Regions from separate parts of the Homo sapiens genome. Here regions 1 and 3 are each linked to region 2. Evidence: chromatin loops called from intact Hi-C (ENCODE). Cell type or tissue: heart right ventricle. All regions are shown on one strand. Region 1 overlaps GNAT3 (G protein subunit alpha transducin 3). Region 2 overlaps LOC124901685 (a long non-coding RNA gene). Region 3 overlaps GNAT3 (G protein subunit alpha transducin 3).

Region 1 (2,500 bases), 75 kb after region 2:
CTCATCCCTCCTTCCAGGCTAAAATGCTTCTGGCTTGAGCAGGTGGGGACTAGATTTTACTTTCCTCATGCTTAAAACTGGCACTGTACTTTGGGGAAAAAAAAGAAAATGTATTTAAATAACATACAAGAAATGGGTGCCAGGAATCCTATTTCCTTTGCCTTTCTATTTTCCTATTTGCTTGAAATATTCCTATAACATCTGTTTCCTTAATTTTAAAAAATGCAAATTACCAAGATGAGAATTATTTGAATATGATACTATTTACTGCAATAACAAGGCATATTTTATAACCATGTTTTGAGTATGAAAATGAATCATTATTTTCATTGCGGTTATATTATCGAGAGCTTCCTAGAAATTCTACTGCAAAATCACTCATTTACTATACCAAGAAATGGAAACCCATACTATAATGTTAGAAAATATCCCTTAATATTTAAATACCTTTTTGTATGGATTGTGGACAATATGGAATATTAAACATTAATAGCAGGTTCTAGCTGCATTGTTTAGTAATGACAAAAATCAATAAAAATATAACTAATAAAATTACTCTTGTATCAAACAATGAGAATAATCTTAAAGAGTAAAAAACTGGAGATAGAGTGGCATGAATTATTCATATCCATTCGTGAGGAAAAAGAAAATGGTAATTAATCAACATCATAAATTTATTTTAGTAAGATAAAAGCTTCAAATATTTTAAAGTATGTGTTATATATAATATCTAAGTAGAATACCTATTATGTAGATAGTATATTTTCAACTAATACGGAAAAACTCTTCAAAATTCGTATCTAAATTTTAGGCCCACAAATAGTTAATTTTCTGAAAGATGAGCCAAAGATTAAACCAGGGTAAAGGGACTGCACCGATTGGGATCAACATCCTCTCTTGGCAAATGTAGGAAAAGTTTGTCGTCAGTCTTGGCTTCACTATTGTATAGTTCTTTTTGGCAACTACTTTCTTCAGACTCCTCACCTTTGATCCAGTTTCTGGGTTTTCCTTTGAGGCCCTGAGTCCAGTTGTTTCTCCCCCTCTGCCCCTCCCACGCCAGTGAAAACATTTTTGACACTGTCCCTTTTCTGTCTTACTCTTTCTTTTCTCCAGATGTCTCACTGAAACAGACTAGAACTGAGTGTGGGCCTTGAGGCTGCCCAGACCAAAGTTCCAATTCCAGGTTACCTAATAATTAGCAGTAGGAGTTAAGAAACACAGTTAACCTTTTCTTTATTTGCTTGCCTAATGAGTTTGTTGTAAAGATTAGATGAAGTAAAGTCCTAGTAGAGAGTTATAACTTGATGTAGCTTACCTTTCATAAGCCAGTAGAACTCTCTGTGTCCTAGATTGTCTGGACCATAAACGGGTTTGGACAAGTGATGTTACCTGTTGAATACCTAAAAGCTCACTACCCAAGTCACTCCCTACAACACCAACCAATTTGGTATTGTCTCAAAAATGATCACTCTCAAAAATTATCTTGTTTATGTATCTGTTCTTTAACATTTCAAGCCTTTGTACTTGCTAGTCTCTTTGCCTAAAGTGCTCTGCCCCTGAATCTGCAAGAAACATCTCCTTCTTATGATTAAGTTCCAAAATCAAATGCATATCCTCATGGAGGCATAACCATCTTATCTATGTACCATCCATGCTTATCCCTGTCACTATACACCCTGCAGCATGCTCATAAATGTTTAACAGCAGGGTTTCTGGGGCAGTAAGGCGATGGAGGGCTGGCTGATTGTAGCTCTTGATTTTTCTGGTGCAAATAACCCCACCATGGTCAATTTCAGTCAACCAAGGTGATGTCACTAAATGCAGAGTTGAGGAGAAATGCAAATAAACAGCTCTCACTAGCTAAGCCAGGGTGAGCCATAGCCACTGCAATATTGATACATCACATTGCTTTCCTTTTAAAAAAAATTATCAATATATGAGATTGCCTTGCTTCTTTATTAGTTTTCTCTTTTTGTTTCTGTTTCTATCTCATATGCCCCCGAGCTCCTGGAGGCTAGGGGCCATGTCTATTTATAGCTCTACTTCCAGTGCTTATTATAGTGGCTAGCATAGAGTAAGAATGAAGGTAATTTTTGCTGAATGAGTAAATGCACTATGCCAAACACTCTACATACACAATCTTTATACTTGCACAGTAACACCATGAGCTGAGTGTTGCTATCGATACTCAGGATAAGCAATCTTGGTTATCCTGAGGCTAACTGGATAGCCTCAAAAACTGGAGGCTATACTGAGATAAAAGATTTCCCCCAAGGTCTTTCACGGAAGTGCTAGAGATGGAATTAAAATGCATATCTTTCTGTCTTCAAAGACCACACTCCTTACACTGTATGGCACTGAGTTGTTAGATAAATTGGGTGAAAACCATTTTTCTGTAGAGTGTTGTTTTCAGTGTTGTTGGTCATTTATAATCTCTTTCAGAGAGAAGGCGGGAGGGAGGATAAAATGACAGCCTTTTGGGGAACTATCTTTAAGTTGG
Region 2 (2,500 bases):
CACAGTAAACTAGTTGTGTTAAAGGAACAAGTGAACAGACAGAACTACCACTTAAGAAAATAAAAATGAGCTTTTGTACAATGATAAGGGGTAGATAGTTACCAACATTAATAGTTGGGAAGTTAATGAAAAAAATATTTATGACATGTACCAATTTGAGAGTAAGAATGAGAGAAAGCTAAAACTAAGAACCTTAGTGAGTAATTGCTTCTGGACAAAATCCCTAGCCTTCAGTCACAAACTCAAGCCTGACTTGTTACCAATTCAATAACACCTTTCCTAAAACTACCCCTCATTCTTGTAGAACAAATATACTCTCTGCAGTTCCTCTGCATAGAATATGTATTTCTATTTCATATTTATATTACTTGGCTTTATACTAAACAAAGTGGACAAATGCCATTCAATTATGCATATTACAAATAATTATTGGTCACATTCTACTTACCAGAAAAATGTACCAGGGTCTTGGTAAATGCCAGTGCAATGGTACTGCTACAGAGGGTTTTACTAGCTAGTGGGGGAGATGGATAATAAATAAATAATAAATTTATGAAGAAAGGGCTTATAAGTCTATTAATTTGACAAACTGGTATGGCATTTCAGATAGAATTAAGAGATTTAAGAATGCAAAAATGTATGATTGGGAGAGAAGGGGACAGAGCAGGCTGGTGAGGAGATGGTGCTGGATAGGAAAGCCAAGACCTGATACAAGGGACCTGAATGCCAGGCCAAGGAATTAGACTTGATTTTCTAGGCCAGAATCTTAATTGGTAGGGATTCAGAAATCTCTATTTTAACAAGCTCTCAGGATGATTCATATGCTAAACTACCCAGCCTAATCAAATAAAAGAACCCTTTGGCCATTATCAGACATCAATAGTATGGCTTATAGATTATTTTTCTAAAATGATATAGCATTATTATTGTCTTCACATTCTTAGAATTATTTGTTGTTAAAGTTATATCAGTGATTTTTAAGTTGAAACAAGAAACTGTCATTTTCATATCTCAAACATTAAAATATCAATAGTTAACATATATTTCAATCTAGTTACTAAAATTTTACAAGTATTTAAAGAGAATAACATCACATATTATAGGGCTTTCATAACCTGGACCTTGATTATTTAACATGTGAGCTTTATCACAAACCCTTCAAAAATTAGGTCTTAATGAATTAATGTATTTATTGCCCATTCATGTATCTCGCTAACATTAGTTGAGTGCCGAATCCAGGGGTCAGGTCTAGTTCTAGACTCTAGAGATACCACAATGAAGGTGACTACAAAATCTCTGTAGTCAGAGAGCTTATGTTAATGGCCTGAAAGATCTTTTTAAAGTGATCTTCCACTAGACTTGAAGTAGGAAAACCTGGATTCTAATTTTGTCTTGGCCCTAAATTTGATGGTTTATTTGAGAAAAATATCCAGATTTTTGATCCATGACATAAAAATGTTTATATGTACTTTTACATAATCTCTAAATATCTCCTAGGCATAAAATTTCAAGCTTCTATTTTTCCACATATTTCATAAACTTCCAGGCTTTTCTCAGATATTTATACCATTAATTTTAATACCTTACTTCACAATATCTTTATTTCCATTTTGTTCATTCTCCTTATAGTATAGTTCTTATAGTTCTATTTTGTTTATTTCTTTTATCACTTTTGTCAATTTTTACAAATTGTCAGATAAAATCGTATGTATTTATCATGTACAACATGTTTCAAGGTGTATTTACATTGTGAAATGACTAAATCTAGCTAATTAACATATGAATTCATTCACATAGTTATATATTTTGTAGTAAGAACACCTATCCACTCTCTTAGCATTTTTCAAGAGTTCTATATATTACTAATCATATTGTAATACATAATAGTATCACTATATTGTACAATAGAGCTCTTGAACTTATTCCTCCCATCTAACTGTACTTTTATATCCTTTGACCAACATCTTCCCAGACCCCTTTCCTCAACTGCCCCAGCCCTTGGTAACACCATTCTACCCTTTGCTTATATGACATCAACTTTTTCAGATTCTACATATGAGTGAGATAATGTGGTATTTGTCTTTTTGTGCCTTGCTTATTTCACTTAACATTATATCCTCCAGGTTTCATATTTTAAAATTGGTACCCCTGACAAGTGTATTTACTGTAGTAGTCCATTTTCACGGTGCTGATAAAGACATACCTGAGACTGGGAAATTTACAAAAGAAAGAGGTTTATTGGACTTACAGTTCTACGTGGCTGGGGAGGCCACACAATCATTGCCGAAGGCAAGGAGGACCAAGTCATATCTTACGTGGATGGAGGCAGGCAAAGAGAGAGACTGTTCAGAGAAACTCCCGTTTTTAAAAACATCAGATTTCATGAGACCCAATCACTATTACAAGAACAGCATGGGAAAGACCCACCCTTATGATTCAATCATCTCTCACTGGGTCCCTCCCACAACACTTGGGAATTATGGGAGCTACAAGATGAGAT
Region 3 (2,500 bases), 65 kb after region 2:
AGTAAATAAAATAAATATTCTTTAAAGAGAGAGAGAGAGAGAATGAGCCATTCCAGGCCCACTGTAATTCCCAAGCTTTTCCAAATACCTCATAGGGAAATAAAACTTCTTTGGGATGCCACTCAAATCCACAGGGTGTTATTTGAAAAATGTGGCAGAAAGGATGATTAGAGAAGGCTTCATTGAGGAGGTGGTATTGGGAAGAGACTTGAGTGAAAAAGGAAGTGAACCACCGAAGGACATGGAGGCAACAACCACTGAAATGCGCTGAAATGAGGGCTTGGTGAGTTCAAGGAGCAACAAATTGTTCAGTGCATCTTGAGTCTTGGTGGCAGGGAGAGAAAGGGAGAAAGGAGGGAAAGAGGGGATCAAAACATGTAGAACCTTGTGAGTCACAGTAAGGGATAAGGGATTTGGGTTTTATGTTGAGTTTTGAGTTTGGTGAGAAATTACTAGAGTTTTTAAAATATAACAATAAAATAGGAGTTAAGTGTTCGATCAGTTTGGCCGTTATGAGGAAGCTAAGTTTTCATAATACCTATACATTTTGGTGTTATATATTTTAAAAATTCACATTTGATGGGTAGGCTCAATCCTTTAAAAGCTTTAAGGAATTTTAAATTTAAAGAATTGTAATTCTTTAAATTATACCAGCTTTTCAATAAGCACAGAAGAACATCAAGAATGGAAATACACTATGTTCAATAAAGTGTTATTTATGGTTAAAAAAATAACAACTGTATATTGCCAGAAATTCTTAATGCAGTCAGAACAGTTGCGTCACCTTGAAGCTTTTAAAAACTACCTTTGCAGGGCCTGACATGCAAGGATGCTGATTCATTTTGTTTGGGTTGCAGTTCTGCTATCAGTACTTTTAAGGGTACACCATATGCTTGTAATGTGCAGCCTGGATTGAAAATCATTACCGTAGGCTCCAACTATGCACGCACAAATTTAAAAAGTAAAAGGTCTGGAGACACAAAAACCAACCTGATAGGATAACTTGCCTTTGTAGGAGGTAGTAGGATTGAAGTGGTCAAGGGAGACTTTGTAACATTGAAGTGTTTAAACTAGAACTATATTCATGATACCTCTACAAATAAAGTATATTGAAATTAAAAATAGAATATTTTTTTAAAAAGGAAGGACAGGTATGGTGGTTCACGCCTGTAATCCTAGCACTTTGGGAGCCCGAGGTGGGCAGATCATGAGGTCAAGAGATCGAGACCATCCTGGCCAACATGGTGAAACCTCGACCCTACTAAAAAAAAAAAAAAAAAAAAAAATTACAAAAATTAGCTGGGTGTGGTGGTGTGCACCTGTAGTCTCAGCTACTTGGGAGGCTGAGGCAGGAGAATCGCTTGAAAGTGGGAGGTGGAGGTTGAAGTGAGCCTAGGTTGTGCCACTGCACTCCAGCCTGCATGACAGAGCAAGACTCCGTCTCAAAAAACAAACAAACAAACAAACAAAAAAACAAAAAAGAAAAAGAAAGAAAAAAGAAAAAGAAAATAAGAAAGAAAAACAGAAAGAAATGAAACAGTATATTTGTTTGGTTTGTAAAGCTATGCTGACAAGATATATAATTTTTTCTCCTTAGGGATAAAACTGTGTAGTGGTTGTTTTATGGCATCATTCCTCCTAAACAGCACTTTAATAGTGGAAGGAGCCAATAGCATGATGCTAGTGAAAGTGACCAGAGCATATTTCACTGAACTTGCAGTTCTCTTTCATATCCATTTAACAGAGAAATGGGGTTTTAAAAATCTATCCTGTGTTGATGCAGGAAAATCAGGTTGAGACTTGATATGGCCATTTGTTGACAAAAAAGCCAAACTCCGTAAAATACTTGAAGAGATTTATTTTGAGCCAAATGTGAGGGCCATGACCCATGGCACAGCCTCAGGAGGTCCTGAGAACATATGCCCAAGGTAGTTAAGTTATTGCCTGATTTTATACATTCTATGGGGATTAAAGTTACAGGCAGATATCAGTCAATACATGCAAGGTCCAGAAAGGCAGGACAATTTGAAGCGGGACCTTCCAGTCATAGGTGGATTCAAACATTTTCTGATTGGTTGAAAAGAATTAAGTTATTTTCTGATTGGTTGAAAGAATTAAGTTATTGTCTAAAGGCCTAGAATCAGTAGAAAGGAGTCTCTAGGTTAAGAGTCTGTGGAGACCAAGGTTCTTATTATGTAGATGAAGCCTCATAGGTGGCACCCTTAGAGGCAATAGATGGCAAATATTTCCTATGTAGACCTTTAAAAAGTGCTAGACTTTCAGCTAATCTCACCAGGATCAGAAAAGGCCTTGAAAAGGGAAGGGGCTTCTCTACACAATGTAAACTTCCCCCACAAAAGACAGCTTTTATTTTCTTGTTATTTTCTTTTATTCTTTTATATATGCCAAAAAAATATATTTGGGGGTAAAATAATTTCTTTCAGGGCCTGCTCTATACTGGAGTCAGTTTGGAATTTGGAATCTTATTGCTATAAAGATT

What was found. Peaks named below come from ENCODE experiments on the same cell type or tissue, not always from the same donor. Only the 100,000 strongest peaks of a DNase experiment are listed, where the experiment ranks them.
Region 1: a loop joins it to region 2, with 2.6 times the contacts of the local background. A loop is called at or near these places in 3 of 110 quality-filtered maps.
Region 3: a loop joins it to region 2, with 2.7 times the contacts of the local background. A loop is called at or near these places in 5 of 110 quality-filtered maps.

The regions. Positions count from the first base shown.
Region 1 is chr7:80,471,559-80,474,058 of GRCh38, reverse strand. The region is part of intron 5 of GNAT3 (G protein subunit alpha transducin 3); the gene reads left to right. Among named protein-coding and RNA genes, the nearest start is that of GNAT3, 39 kb to the left of the region's middle. In heart right ventricle, no CTCF peak of the experiment used is centred here; no DNase peak of the experiment used is centred here; H3K27ac peaks cover 1,880 bases.
Region 2 is chr7:80,546,382-80,548,881 of GRCh38, reverse strand. It overlaps LOC124901685 (a long non-coding RNA gene), which reads right to left. Exons shown (of 3, transcript XR_007060402.1): 3 at 2,215-2,342. Among named protein-coding and RNA genes, the nearest start is that of GNAT3, 36 kb to the right of the region's middle. In heart right ventricle, no CTCF peak of the experiment used is centred here; no DNase peak of the experiment used is centred here; H3K27ac peaks cover 1,273 bases.
Region 3 is chr7:80,481,476-80,483,975 of GRCh38, reverse strand. All of the region lies in intron 3 of GNAT3 (G protein subunit alpha transducin 3), which reads left to right. Among named protein-coding and RNA genes, the nearest start is that of GNAT3, 29 kb to the left of the region's middle. In heart right ventricle, no CTCF peak of the experiment used is centred here; no DNase peak of the experiment used is centred here; H3K27ac peaks cover 1,167 bases.